Linked DNA regions of Homo sapiens: region 2 is linked to region 1. Evidence: read pairs that join two places in POLR2A ChIA-PET (ENCODE). Cell type or tissue: OCI-LY7. All regions are shown on one strand. Links, peaks and the distances in the headings refer to the core of each region. The heading gives the core; the rest is flanking DNA.

The links. ChIA-PET counts read pairs that join two places held together with the same protein. Peaks named below come from ENCODE experiments on the same cell type or tissue, not always from the same donor. Only the 100,000 strongest peaks of a DNase experiment are listed, where the experiment ranks them.
Region 2: POLR2A ChIA-PET joins it to region 1 with 5 read pairs; 3 of 35 experiments call an interaction of 5 or more read pairs at or near these places.

Annotation. Positions count from the first base shown.
Region 1 is chr2:127,125,184-127,132,962 of GRCh38, reverse strand. All of the region lies in intron 2 of LOC105373605 (a long non-coding RNA gene), which reads right to left. Among named protein-coding and RNA genes, the nearest start is that of BIN1, 22 kb to the right of the region's middle. In OCI-LY7, for the core only: no CTCF peak of the experiment used is centred there; a DNase peak (open chromatin) is centred at 4,342; H3K4me3 peaks cover 368 bases.
Region 2 is chr2:127,203,045-127,210,823 of GRCh38, reverse strand. It overlaps CYP27C1 (cytochrome P450 family 27 subfamily C member 1), which reads left to right. Exons shown (of 9, transcript NM_001367502.1): 2 at 4,734-4,924; 3 at 7,253-7,452. Among named protein-coding and RNA genes, the nearest start is that of CYP27C1, 13 kb to the left of the region's middle. RefSeq lists an enhancer at 1,678-2,227. In OCI-LY7, for the core only: no CTCF peak of the experiment used is centred there; no DNase peak of the experiment used is centred there.

The sequences.
Region 1 (7,779 bases), core at 1,879-6,878:
AGGGCAGCATGGGCAAGCCCTTCACTCTGTCATGGGAACGCGTCAGGGCATCGGGGCTCCTTCCTCTCTGCCTTTTCTATTTTTTTTTTTTTTTGAGATGGAGTCTCGCTCTGTCGCCCAGGCTGGAGTGCAGTGGCGCCATCTCAGCTCACTTGCAAGCTCCGCCTCGCGGGTTCACGCCATTTTCCTGCCTCAGCCTCCCGAGTAGCCGGGACTACAGGCGCCCGCCACAGTGCCCAGCTAAGTTTTTGTATTTTTAGTAGAGACGGGGTTTCACCGTGGTCTCGATCTCCTGACCTCGTGATCTGCCCGCCTCGGCCTCCCAAAGTGCTGGGATTACAGGCGTGAGCCACCACGCCCAGCCTCTGCCTTTTCTTTCTAGGGAGGTGCTGATTTATTATTAGCCCTGAATCAGAACATCTGTTCTTTACTGAGCTTGTCTGTGTTTTCTGCTCTTTCTAAAATTGGACATGTATTATCCAAAATTGCAAAAAAAAAAAAAAAAAAAAAAAAAAAAAAAAAAAAAGCACACACACACACAGATACCAGAAGATATATATGTAAAATAAATCAAATCTTACCCTCATCATACGTTTAAATACCACTCACCTTCGGATCACTAATTGACTCACAAAAGCCAAGTCTGGGCCTGTGTTAGTATTTGTTGTCTTTCAGAGGAAAAAATTATCACTTACCCCAAATGTGGAAGTGTGGGCTTAAATTATATTTTAAAAATAGCTTGCTAAAATATTATTATTTTTAATTTGTGAGAATGATACAAGCTTCTTATAAAGAACTCATTTATAGAAATATTAAGAAACTAAATTTGTAAATTTTTAAAAACTAACTTTGTACATTTTCTTGCTATTCAGGAAAGAAGACTCTACAACAAACTTCACTGCGACATGTTTACTTGAAACTATGGCCTAAATGGTTTTGATTATTATGTCTTTTGAATGTATACAAATATAAAATTAAGCATACACTTCTTATGCTGATAGCTCTTATAATACTATAAAACCAAAGCACATTTAGAAATCATATATCAACAATTATACAAAACCAATAAAATACAAAATAGCAACATTAATTTAACATGAGGGCTGATAATGTTTTAATGAAAATGAACAATTTATAGTATCACTAGCAGGCATAAGGCTTTCTTTTATTTTATTGTTTTTTTTTCGTCTTTGTTCAGCAGGTTTAGTATTCTGACATATTCTAAGGTCAAAAAAATGAAAAACAAGTCTTAAACTTCGCTTGATAGTTTTAGTCCTCCGAGTAATATCAGTATTGTAATTTTGGAACTATTTGATGCATGTTGTAGGTGAAGGTAAATAAGTAAAAATACTAACTGAAACTAAGATTTTTTCAGCTTAAAGGAAAAGATATATGAAGATAAAATTAAAAAAACGTTAAAGGGGAAGAAACCCTATAATATTAAAGCTGAATTGGAAATATTAACATGGTTTTTCAAATGTCAATTTTCTGCAAACTACCTGGACTGGGTGGTTCATAAACAACATATATTTATTTCTTACAGTTCTGGAGGCTGGGAAGTCCAAAATCGAGGCACCAGCAGGTTTGGTGTCTCGTGGGGACCCACTTTCTTGTTCCTAGATGGCCGTTTTCTCTCTGTGCCTTCACAGATGGCAGAAGGCAGAAGGGAGCTCTCTGGGGTCTCTTTTGTATAGGCACTAATCCCATGACCTAATCACCTCCTAAAGACTTCATCTACAAATCCTCTCCATGGGGTGATAGGATTCTAACATGTGAATTTTTTCAGGGGACACAAATATTTAACCTATATGAATGAACCTGAAGTATGTCAGGAAAAAAGGGACCATTCTGTGTTGGAAAATTTCGTGTGTCACCTTAAACTATGGTGCCCAGTAGTTTTGTCAAACAGGAGTCTAGATGTTGCCATGAAGGTGTTTTGTAGATGGATTAACAGCTACAATCTGTTGACTTCAAGTAAAGGAGTTTACCCTTGATAGTGTGAGGGGACCTCATCCTATCAGTTGAAGGCCTCAAGAGCCAAAACTGGAGTTTCCTGGAGCAGAAGCCATTCTGCCTGATTGTAGCATAGAAACCTTGCTTGCATGTCCAGCATGCTGGCCTGCCCTACAGATTTCAGACTCGCCTGCCTCCACAAATGTGTGAAGCAAGTCCTTAAAAAGAATGTGTATATATATGTGTGTATGTATATATATATATATATATATCTCACACACAAACACACACACTCACATGCCCCTCCTTTGGGTTGTGTTTCTCTAGGGAACCCTCACTAAATCACTTTCAAAGACTAATAGGGGCATACCAAAAGGACAAGGAGCCAGCTAGAAGGGACTCCTGCTGGCCAGATTTGAGATAATATAATATGAGCATCAAAAAGAATAAGGACTGAATTGATTGGAAACATCGAATAAATAGAAATCCATGAGTCCATAGCAAGTTTAAAAAGAAAGAGAGAGAAAGAAAGAGGGGAAATCCGTCTTGTTTGCCCACATCGATGACTATTCTATCAATTCCGTATTCTGGAAATAAAGAGAAGGAATTAAGCATTTATACTATTTTTTAGCAAGAATGCTTTTTAGAAAGATTGACAGAATTAGAAAATAACCACTTGGCAAACCCCAGTGAAATAACTGATTTGGAAATCGATCATCCAGGGATGGTTAAGCCACTAGTTGGAGCTTGCTGGGGGTCAGGATACTTGCGTGGTGCCAAATGACCATCCCGCAGCTCATCTGCTAATTGCGAGATGAAAATAAACCTTGACGACGGAAGGAGCAGGTTGTCACCAACTCTGCCAAGTGATCAACCCGAATCTCATGAACAACGGGACCAGCTGACGTTAGGCACCTCCTGTTGTAAAGCAGTGTGAAGAGTGTCTGCTGAAAAGGATCCAGAGCTGACTTCCAGTTTATGATAAGTCCAGGCGAACAAGTTAAACCAAAGGCCAAGGAAACAACATTCAGAATATGGAACGTTCTTTAAGAAAACTGACCTGGTTTCCTCAAACAGGTAATATCATATCGTCTCAAAAGCTGGTGGGGGCTGTTCAAAACAGCCTAAAATATCCTAGCAACAAATCCAATGTGTGAACCTTAACTGAATCCTGTTTTTAACACCGTTAAAAACACCAGTGTGACAACTGGTAAAGTTAAATTAAATTTAATGTGGATTAGATATTAGATAATAGATATATTATTGTTAAATTTCTAAGGCGTGATAATGGCAGTGTGTTTATGTAGAAATTCTTATTCTTAGGAGTTGCACACTGAAATATTTATTTATGTATTTATTTATTTATTTTGAGACGGAGTCTCCCTTTGTTGCCCTGGCTGGAGTGCAGTGGTGCAATCTTGGCTCACTACAACCTCCACCACCCAGCTTCAAGTGATTCTCCTGCCTCAGCCTCCTCTGTAGCTGAGATTACAGGCGCACACCACCATATCCAGCTAATTTTTGTATTTTTTAGCAGAGACGGGGTTTTGCCATGTTGGCCAGGCTGGATTTGATCTCCTGACCTCAGGTGATCCATCGGCCTTGGCCTCCCAAAGTGCTGGGATCACAGGCATGAGCAACTACACCCAGCCCACACTGAAATCTTTAGGAGTAAAGTGTCACCTGCAATGAACTTTCAAATGGTTCGTATATATATTTATAATAAATATATAATTTTTCACCACAGATATGTGTGACAAAGTGGTCACAACTGTTGCATGGAGATCATGGGTATATGAGGGTTTGTTGTGTTATTTTTTCCATTTATTTATGTTTGAAATTTTCCATTAGGAAAAGTTGGAAAACAATCGGTAAAACCCATAAAATAAAATTAACAACATAAATTGAATGTGATGAAGGATATTGCTTTATTATCCTCTTTGCAGGGGTACAGGCTGTTGCTCTGTTTTAATTTACAGGTTTAGCTGGCATGCCCATAGAACTTGGTGTCAGGAGAAGACTCAATTCTCCAACTACTTTACCCAAACTATTGTGAAGCTTTTTTTTTATGGGGCATTATGAAGTTGTTTGGCCTTCTCTTGACTTGACGCCAACTTTGACATTATGAAATCTGCCCTGTTCTCTTACATTTACCTGGAGACACAGAATTCTACTCGGTGCCAGTATGATCTTAAACAGAAACTGAAATTCCACACAGATGTGGCCAACAGGACCTCACTGTCACGTGGTCAGGCAGGTAATCCAGGGCGCCTGCACCGGTTGCCTGCTTTGCCTCCACACTGGCAGCAGGGTGGTCAGAGTGCTGTGTCTGCTTTAATACTCACTTCCCCAGATCTCCTTGTTGCTAAGCATGGTGCGTGACCCAGTTCTGGCCAACAGGATGAAGGCAAAAGTCACTCATTGGGCGGGGCTTCTGGATGTCTGTACAAGGGACACCCTTGGGGGGCTGTCGCTTCAGCTCTTTACTTTTTGCCCCTCCCCTCCTCCCTAATTAATGCAGGAGGCACAGCAGCTGTCCTGCAGCTGTGAGGACAAATCTCTCACAAACTATTCTCAGAGAGACTGAGTTGGAAAACGGAAGGAACCTCTGTCCTTGATGACACCCCTGCACAATTGCATCTGCCCAAGGCTACCTTTCTGCAGACTTATTATTATATGGGAAAAATAAACTCTTGAGTGTTTAATCCAGTGTTCATTGACTTAACCTACAAAAAAGATCTTCTCAAATGATTCATTCAGAAAATACTGATGTTAAATGTTTAGATGATTATATATGGCATGAATATGGATGCGAAAATTCTTAACAAAAATATTAGCAAATAGAATTCAGCAATATATACAAAGGTTATACATGATGACCAAGAGGGATTTATTCCAGCGAGGCTGGTTTAATATTCAATCATATGATCCTATCGACTGATCTAGAAAAAGCATTCGGCAAAATTCAACACTAGTTTATGATGAAAACTCTCAGAAAACTAGGAATTTAGGAGAACTTCCTCAACTTGATAAAGAACATCTACAAGGAACCTACAGCTAATATACTTGGTGTAAGACTGGTGCTTTCTCCTTAACATTGGGAACCAGGCAAGGATGCCCACTCTTACCAGTGCTATTCAACATAGTACTGGAAGCTCTAGCCAGGGCAGTAAGTCAAGAAAAGGAAATTAAAGGCATACAGATAAGAAAGGTAAAAATAAAACTATCCCTATCTGTAAATGACTTGATCATCTAATAACAAATTCTAATGAAAGTAGTCAAAAAAGATCTAAATAAATGGAAGATATATAGTATTCATAGGTTGGAAGATTCAACACTGAAAAGATGTCAGTTCTCCCCAGACTGATATACAATGCAATTCCTGTAAAAATCCCAGCCAGAAATTTTGTAAATATAGCCAAAAATTTTGTAAATATATACAAATTTTATATTTGTAAATATAAAATTTAGGATTATCCTAAAATTTATATGGAAAGGCATAGGGCCTGGAAAAGTTATTCCATTCAACCAACCCAAACTATTCTGACACCAGTGAGGTGTACTGCAGGACAATTCTGGCAGAAGCTATCCAGAGTTAGCACAGATCTCACAAATTAAAGGGCATGGACCTCAACAAGGACTGCTTTCTTCCAGACACCAGCCACAGTGGGGTTCCCAGGACACCTGCACTTCTGACCAACTGGCTACAAACCTGGGGGGTTCCCATGACCTCCTCAGGTTCAAGAATTCACTAAAATGACACTCAGAACTCAGGAAACCACTATATTTATGATTACTGTTTTTTAAATAAGGGATACAAATCAGGAAAAGCCACATGAAGAGACACATGCGGAGAAGCCTGGGAGGTCCTGGATGTGGATCTTCTGTGCTCTCTCCCTGTGGAATCAAGATGCATCACCATCCTGGTACGCCAGTGTGTTAACTAATCTGAAGGCTCCACTGAGCTTCAGTGTCCAGACTTTTTTTGGAAGTTTCATCACACAGGCATGACTGATTGAATATGGATCATCTGATTGAATGCACTCTCCAGCCCCCTCCTTTCTGTGGAGTTTGGGCTGGCTCAAAGTCTGGACCCTCTAACCACATGGTTGGCCTTTCTGGTGACCAGCCCCATCCTGAGTCATTTCATCTCTCGTCATAAACCCAGGTGGGATCCAAGGCGCTTGTAAATAACAGACATTCCCGTTCCTTGGAAAATTCTGAGTAGTTAGTCTCCTTCCCAGGAACCAGGGACAAAAGCCAATCAAATTCTTTATTATACAATAGCTAGAGCAACTTCAAAAAGGAAGAATAAATTGGGGAAAACCTCTCTACCTGCTTTCATATAGGTACAGTAATTAACTCTACATGGGATCAGCAAAGGAACAGACACACAGATAAAGCAACAAAATAGAGAACCACTCCCAAAAAAGAGAATCCAGAAATAGCCCCTCAGAAGTGTTGCCAATTGATTTTTGACAAAGGTGCAAAGGTTATCAATGGAAGGATGATAGTCATTTCAATGACTGGTGCTGGAGCAATTAGGTACTGAGAGGCAAAAAAATAGACCTTGCCCTAAACTTCACATCTGTTGCAAAAGCTGACTCAAAATGGATCATAGATTAAACGTAAGTTATAAAACTAGAAATCTTTTAGAAGGCAATATATGGAAAAATCTTTTGGACCCAAGGCTTGGTGAAGAGTTCTTAAATATGACATCAAAAGTACAATCCTTGAAAGAAAAAAAATGGATCAATTGAATTTCATCAAAATTAAAAAATTTTGCTCTGCAAAAGACCCTCTTAGATGGATAAAAAGACAAGCTACGGACTGTGAGAAAATATTTGCAAACCACATTTCCTACAAAGGACTATTATCTGGAATACATAAAGAGCTCTCAAAACTCAACAGTGAAAAAAAGAAGCAATCCAATTAGAAGTTAGGCAGAAGCCATAAAGAGACATTTCACTGAAGAGGAGATACAGATGGCAAACAAGCACATAAAAAGATGTTCAGCATCACTAGCCATTAGGAAAATGCAAATTAAGACCATGATGAGATATCACTATATGCTTATTAGAACAGCTAAAATGGAAAACAGTGACAACACCAAATGCTGGTGAGGATACAGAGAAACTAGATCTCCCATACTTTGCTGGTGGGAATGGAGAATGGTACAGCCAGTCTGGAAAAGAGTTTGACAATTTCTTAGAAAACTAAACATATACTTGTGATACGATCTGGCAATTGTACTCTTGGGTGTTTATCTAGAGAAATGAAAACTATGTTTACACAAAGGTGTGTACACCATTGTTCAAAGTAGTTTTACTTGCAATAGTCAAAAATTGTAATCAATGTACATGTTTCCCAATAGGCGAATGGTTAAACTGTGATCCATTCACCTACACCATGGAATACTACTCAGCAATGCTGAAGAATGAACTACTAATAGATGCAACAGCTTGGAGCTTGGATGGCTCTAAAGGTGTGGTTTTCAGTGAAACCACATACTTTATGATTCCATCATACAACCTTTTTTTTTTTTTTTTAAGACAAGGTCTTGCCCTGTTGCCCAGGCTGAAGTGCAGTGGCATGATCATGGCTTACTGTAACTTTGAACTCCTGGGCTCAAGGGATCCTCCAACCTCAGCTTCCTGAGTATCTGAGACTATAGGTGCATGCCACCATACTTGGCTAATTTTTAATTTTTTTTGTAGAGGTGAGGGTCTCACTATGTTGCTCAGGCTGGTCTCGAACTCCTGGGCTCAAGTGATTCTCCTGCCTTGGCTTCCCAAAGTATTGGGATTACAGGTACAAGCCACTGCT
Region 2 (7,779 bases), core at 1,423-6,422, 78 kb before region 1:
CAGAATAGTTAGCTCTTCTTGTTGAATTGTTCCTTTTACTATTATGTAATGCCCTTCTTTGTCTTTTTTGATCTTTGTTGGTTTAAAGTCTGTTTTGTCTGAGACTAGGATTGCAACCCCTGCTTTTTTTTTTTTCACTTTTCACTTGCTTTGTAAATTTTCCTCCATCCCTTTATTTTGAGCCTCTGTGTGTCTTTGCCTTTAAGATAGGCCTCCTGAATACAGCACGCTGATGGGTCTTGACTCCTTATCCAATTTGCCAGTCTGTGTCTTTTAACTGGGGGATTTGCCCATTTACATTTAGGGTTAGTATTGTTATGTGCGAATTTGATCCTGTCATCATGATGCTATTTGCTTATTTTGCACACTAGTTGATGCAGTTTCTTCGTAGTGTCATTGGTCTTTATATTTTGGTGTGTTTTTGCAGTGGCTGGTACTGGTTTTTCCTTTACTTATTTGGTGCTTCTTTTAGGAGCTCTTGCATGGCAGACCCAGTGGTAACAAAATCCCTCAGCATTTGCTTTTCTGGAAAGGATTTTATTTCTCCTTTGCTTATGAAGCTTAGTTTGGCTGGATATGAAAGTCTGGGTTGAAAATTCTTTAACTATGTTGAATATTGGCCCCCAATCTCTTCTGGCGTATAGAGTTTCTGCTGAGAGATCCACTGTTAGTCTGATGGGCTTCCCTTTGTAGGTGACCTGGCCTTCCTCTGTGGCTGCTCTTAACAGTTTTTCCTTCATTTCAACCTTGAAGAATCTGATGACTATGTGTCTTGGGGTTGATCTTAATGTGGAGTATTTTAATGGTGTTCTCTGTATTTTCTGAATTTGCATGTTGGCCTGTCTTGCTAGGTTGAGGAAGTTCTCCTTGATAATATCATGAAGTGTGTTTTCCAGCTTGTTTCCATTCTCCCCGTCTCCTTCTGGTGCTCCAGTCGATTGTAGGTTTGCTGTTTTTATGAAGTCCCATATTTCTTTGAGGCTTTGTTTATTCCTTTTCATTCTTTTTTCTCTATTCTTGTCTGCATGTCTTATTTCAGTAAGGTGGTCTTCAAATTCTGATATCCTTTCTTCCACTTGGTCGATTTGGCTGTTGATACCTGTGTATGCTTCACGAAGTTCTCACACTGTGTTTTTCAGCTCCATCTGGTCATTTATGTTCCTCTCTAAACTGGTTATTCTAGTTAGCAGTTCCTCTAACCTTTTATCAAGGTTCTTAGCTTCTTTGCATTGTGTTAGAACATGCTCCTTTAGGTCATCGCAGTTTTTTATTACCCATCTTCTGAAGTGTACTTCTGTCAATTCGTCCATCTGATCCTCCATCCAGTTCTGTGCTCTTGATGGAGAGACATTGTGATTATTTGGAGGAGAAGAGGCACTCAGGCCTTTTGGTTTTCAGCATTTTTTTGTTGATTATTTCTCATCTCTGTGAGTTTGTCTAGTTTCAGTCTTGAGGCTGCTGACCCTTGGATGGGGTTTTTGTGGGGGCCTTTTTTTGTTGTTGTTATCAATGCTGTTGTTGTCGCTTTCTGTTTGTTTTTCTTTCAATAGTCAATCCCTCTTCTGTAGGGCTGCTGCAGTTTGCTGGGGGTTCACTTCAGGCCCTATTCTTCTGATTTGCTCCTGTGCCTGGAGATGTCACTCAAGGAGGCTGAAGTGCAGCAATGATGGGTGCCTGCTCCTTCTTCTGGGACCTCTGACCTCAAGGGGCATCAACCTGATGCCAGTAGGATTGCTTCTGTATAGGGTATCTGACAACCCCTATTGGAGGGTCTCACCCAGTTGGGTGGCATGGGGAGCAAGAACCTTTTAATAAAGCACTTTGTCCCTTGGTGGGGAGGGTGTGTTTTGCTTGGGGGAAACCCACTAGTCTGGATTGCCTGGATTCCTCAGAACTACCAGGAGAAGAGGCTAAATCTGCTGGTCCGCAGAGACTGTGGCCACCCCTTCCCCAAGGGCTCAGGCCCAGGGAGATCAGAGTTCTGTCCCCGAGCCTCTGACTGGAATTGTTGGAGATCCTGCTGGGAATCCCCAGCCACTGAGGAAGGATGGATCAGGGTTAGACCTGAAGAGGCACTCTGGCTGCCAACTGCCACAGCTGGTGTGTTGAGCTGTGGGGATAACTCTTGGGACCAAGCCATCCAGCCTCCCTGGCTCCAGCAGGGGAAAAGTGCAGCCTGGAGCTATAGAAATGGGTGCCACCCTTCCCCAACCCAGGGAGCTTAGCCTGTTGGCAGTTGTGAGTCCCAGTGCTGGCTGCTGCCCCTCCCCCAAGGAGCTCAAATTACTTAGACAGCAGGCAGCCGCAGCTGGTGCTGGTCGCCCATCCCCTCAGGAGTTCAGTAGGCTTAAACAGATTCCAGCTGAGAGGCTGTAGGAATCTGTGCATACCAGGGTTGGGATGCTTGGCTCTGGTGGCATGGGTTCGAGAGTGGGATCTTCTGACCTGTAGGTTGCACAGTTCTGTGGAAAAAGCACAGTTTCCCCAGCTGGGTAGCCCGCTCACTCACCACCTCCCTTGGCTGGGGGGAGTGGGTTCCCTTCCCCGTGTGGCTTCCAGGTGGGCCACTGCACTACACTGTTCTTCCTTCTCTCCGTGGGTTATGCCAGCCTTCTAGTCAATTTTGATGAGAGAACCTGGATACCCTGGCTGCCAGGGAAGGTTTCACATGCTTATTATGTTTTTTTTGATGGGAGCCTCTGAGCACCACTGCTTCTAGTTGGCCATCTTGGCCCCTCTCCCATACTAAGTCTTGAAACAGGAAAATGGGGGTCCACCAGCTTTGTTCTTTTTTCGAGATTGTTTAGGCTATTCTGGGTCTCTTGCATTTTCATATGAATTTTAGGATCAGCTTATCAGTTTCTACAAAGAAGCCCACTGGAATTATGATAGGGATTGTGCTGAATCTATTTATACACTTTGAGGTGTATTTCTTTCTCAACAATATTAAGTCTTCCAGTCCATGAACATGGGATATCTTGCCATTTATTTCATGTCTTGCCATTTATTTCAGGCTTCTTTAAACAATGTTTTGTAGATTTCTTTAAACAATGTTTTGTAGATTTCTTTAGACAATGTTTTATAGTTTTCAGAGTATAGGTTTTACACTTCTCCTGTTAAATTTATTTCTAAGAATATTATTATTTTTTTTTTTGTGACAGAGTCTTGCTCTGTCACCCAGGCCTGAGTGTGGTGGTACAATCTTCACTCACTGCAACCTCCACCTCCTGAGCTCACGTGATCCTCCCACCTCAGCCTCCTGAGTAGCTGGGACTACAGGCTCACACTGCCATGCCTCGCTAATTTTTGTATATATATGTATTTTTTGAGATAGAATTTCACTCTTGTTGCCCAGGGTGGAGTGCAATGGCGCAGTCTTGCGGCTCACTGCAACCTCTGCCTCCTGGGTTCAAGCGATTCTACTGCCTCAGCCTCCGAGTAGCTGGGATTACAGGTGCACACCACCATGCCTGGATAATTTTTGTGTTTTTAGTAGAAATGGGGTTTCACCATGTTGGCTAGGCTGGTCTCAAACTCTTGAACCCAGGTGATCCCCTCGCCTTGGCCTCCCAAAGTGCAGAGAGTACAGGCATGAGCCTTTGCACCCAGCCATGTATTTTTTTTAGAGACAGAATTTTGCCATGTTGCCCAACCTTATCTTGAACTCCTGTGCTCTAGCGATCCACCCACCTAAGCCTCCCAAAAGTGCTGGGATTACAGACAGGCATGAGCCACTGCAGCTGGTCAAGTATTGTATTCTTTTTGATGTATTGTAAATTGAATTGTTTTTTAAATTTCATTTTGGATTGTTCACTGCTAGTGTATAGAAATACAATTGATTTTTGTATACTGATTTTGTGTCCTATTGAACTTGTTTATTAGTTCTAATAGTTTTTTAGTAGGTTCCGTAGGATTTTCTGTATGTGAGATCACGTCATCTGCCAATAGAGATAGCCTGACTTCTTCATTTCCAATCCAGATGTCTTTTCCTTCATTTTCTTGCTGGGAGTCAGTTTTAGAGGCTCGTTACAGACTGTCCACAGAGGGCTTGCTCTGCAGAGTTGGCTTGGTACTGCTTGGGTAGAGCTGTTGGGCCCATGGAAAGGGGCTGGCAGACAGGGCTCTGTTTGCTCTGGACATTTGTCTCTTATAATGACATTTCTCTCTTGTTGCTTCACACAGCTAAGGTAGTTTTAAAAACATATCCCTAAAGAATAAGAAAACTTCCATGATCATGCCTGTAATCCCAGCACTTTGGGAGGCTGAGGCAGGAGGATCACTTGAGGCCAAGAGTTCGAGACCAGCCTGGCAACATTGAGAGACCCCTGTTTCTACAAAAAATAAAAAATTAGCTGGGAGTGGAGGTGTGCACCTGCAGTCCTAGCTACTTGGGAGGCTGAGGTGGGAGGATTGCCTGGGCCCAGGAGTTGGAGGCTGCGGTGAGCTATGTTTATGCCACTGCACTCCAGCCTGGGCAACAGAGCAAGACCCTGTCTCTAAAAAACAAACAAACAAACAAACAAACAAACAAACGGAAACAACAAAAAAGAGATGGTTATGTGAAAACATGTTTATCTCAGCAATATGTAAATTACTGCTCTGATTCAGTGCTGTGTTAGATAGCACTTCCCTCTGCCCCAATTTTCTGCTCCTCTAGCACACAGGATGTTTATGTTAAAGGTATATCATATCTATGTATTTTTTCCTTTTTTGATTTCTCCATGGTATTGCAGCAGAAGCACACACGGGAATATGGAAAAATCTTCAAGTCTCACTTTGGTCCTCAGTTTGTAGTATCTATTGCAGACCGCGATATGGTGGCTCAGGTGCTCCGGGCGGAGGGCGCTGCGCCCCAGAGAGCCAACATGGAGTCCTGGCGGGAGTACCGAGACTTGCGGGGGAGAGCCACCGGGCTCATCTCGGCGTGAGTATGTGGGCCCGGGCTGAGCCACGGGCTGGAGGGGGAGCTCAGGGGGAGGCCCCCTCCTCCAAAGCTGAGTTCCTAAAAGCCAGCTCTTAAAAAAGCACAGAACCCCCCCATGGAATGATATCAGACAGTCTCCTTGTGCGATCTCCCAGACATGAGAGCCCTGCTGGGCTTTCTGGCTCCTCCTCCGTGCAGAGTTGTCCCGTCAGGAGCCAGGAGGGGCGACGCTGGCTCCGTGGTGGGCAGAGCGCTTCGGAAGCAGGGCTTTGTGGCTTTGGGAGTCCATTCAGTGATAACCGAGGCAGACAAAACTCACAGCGCCCTTGTCTGTGCACAGGGAAAGGAGGTGGTCACTATTTCAGGAAAATCCCTTTGACGAGGGGCTAAGAACCTCCAGCCTTGGTCGCCACGTGGTGATTTTCCTGTCTCATAGCAGACTGTGATTATTCATTTTGAACCAGCGTCACCAACACCTCTGTGCCTTCCAAGAGATCGTGGCCCGCGGCCAGGCAGGGAGGCCCAGGGCGCCTGCAGATGCCCCGGTCCAAATCCCCATGGGGTGGGACTTCTGTTTGCAGCTCTTTTGATATCTATGTCCTTATACATAAATTGGGGAGAAATACAGCCACCAATTTCTCAAGTAAGATAAATAAGAATCGTGACCAGATGTCACCAGGGTCCCTCAATTTCCGTCCTGGGGGAAATAATTAAACAGCTCCTCCTGGATGTTCAGGCCTAGAGGGGCCCGAATGCTGAGGCAGAATCTCTCTGCTGTCTGCCCCGTTAGCTGCAGGCTCAGGAGCCTGTGTGGGTGCCTGGACCCCTCTTCGGCTGAGATGGAGAGAGGCGGTGCTGGTGACTTCAGCACAGTGGACAGCAAAGGGAAGGGCAGTGCCTAGGCCCAGGCGCCGGGCTGGCTTAGCTTGGGTCCTCCAAAGTCCATCTGGAGGCAAGGCTTTGAGTGCAGGTGGTCTCCTTGAGAACGCGAAAGTGGAGCAGGGTTGGGAGGCAAGCCATGCGGAGGTGTGGAGGTGTGGGTGACGCTCGTGGGCACTTGAGGCTCAGTCCTGCCACGACCCTCTGAGAAACTGCAGAACACTCCTCAGACCTCCAAGGGGTTCCCTCAGCGTCCTGCCTTCACTGGGAGCGGTGTGCTGGGCCTGCTACCTGGGTGCTCTCCGAGTGCAGCCAGGAGCCCCAAGGCCCCACACCCTGGTAACAAGCTGCAGTCCCTCTTTCTTTCCCACACCCTGGTAACAAGCTGCAGTCTTCTTTCTTTCTTTCTTTCTTTCTTTCTTTCTTTCTTTCTTTCTTTCTTTCTTTCTTTCTTTCTTTCTTTCTCTCTCTCTCTCTCTCTCTCTTTCTTTCTTTCTTTCTTTCCTTCTTTCTTTCCTTCCTTCCTTCCTTCCTTTCTTTCTTTCTTTCTTTCTTTCTTTCTTTCTTTCTTTCTTTCTTTTTCTTTCTTTCCTTTCTCTCTTTCTTTTCTTTCTTTCTCTCTCTCTTTCTTTTCTTTCTTTCTCTCTCTCTTTCCTTCCTCCCTCCCCCCTCCCTCCTCCCTCCCTCCCTCCCTCCCTCCTTCCTTCCTTCCTTCCTTTTCTCTCTCTCTCTCTCTCTTTCTTTCTTTTTTTTTTGAGATGGAGTTTCGCTCTGTCGCCTAGGCTGGAGTGCAATGGCGTGATCTTGGCTCACCATGACCTCTGCCTCCCGGGTTCAAGTGATTCTCCTGCCTCAGCCTCCCGAGTAGCTGGAATTACAGGTGCCCACCACCACACCCGGCTAAATTTTTCTATTTTTGGTAGAGATGGGGTTTCACCATGTTGGCCAGGCTGGTCTTGAATTCCTGACTTCAGGTGATCCACCCATCTTGGCCTCCTAAAGTGCTGGGATTACAGGCATGAGCCACCATGCCTGGCCCTCTTTTTCTTTTTTAATATCAGTACTTACTTCATTTATATATACATATGTATGCATATATATATATATTTTTCTTTTGCTAATTAGCAATCTCATTTCTTTATTACAATATTATTTCAAGATTTTTTAAAGGAAGTCGTATTACTTTTACTAAAGATTATTACTTACCACTGGTAGTTTTTTCCTTAAAGTTTGCTTCAAAGGCAAGAGTGTAAGAAGCTCTAACAGGCTCCAGGGCTGCAGTTATTAACTTCTCTCTCCCCAGCAAAAAGTCTTTCCTGTCTTAATTCTACTTTGTTGGGCAGCTCTTGTTGATTCTTTATGGCTGAAATTTTTTCTAGAGGTTCCTTGAATTCTTTCCCAGAATGTCAGTGTAAGTAAGATGATTTGAAACTCACTTGATTCTTCTAGGGAGGGTGAACAGTGGCTCAAGATGAGAAGCGTATTGAGACAAAGAATTCTGAAACCGAAAGATGTGGCCATTTATTCTGGAGAAGTCAACCAAGTTATTGCTGACTTAATTAAAAGAATCTACCTCCTCAGGAGCCAGGCAGAAGATGGAGAAACCGTGACCAATGTCAATGATCTTTTCTTCAAATATTCAATGGAAGGTGAGGTGGAATCAGCAGGTGGGAAGGAGGGAAGAATGGATACTTGCCCCAAACCTGCAGATGTCATCTTGGATCATTCCCTGGGTCCCAGGCAGTGTGCTAAGTCTGGGACATACATGCATGTCACCTCCACGGTGCTAACGTGAACCTGGTGTGAACCACCGTTGACCAATGAGGAAACTGAGACTTTTTTTTTTTTTTTCTGAGATGAAGTCTTGCTCTGTCACCCAGGCTGGAGTGCTATGATGTGGTCTTGGCTCGCTGCAACCTCTGCCTCCCAGGTTCAAGCGATTCTCCTGCCTCAGCCTCCCGAGTAGCTGGGATTAC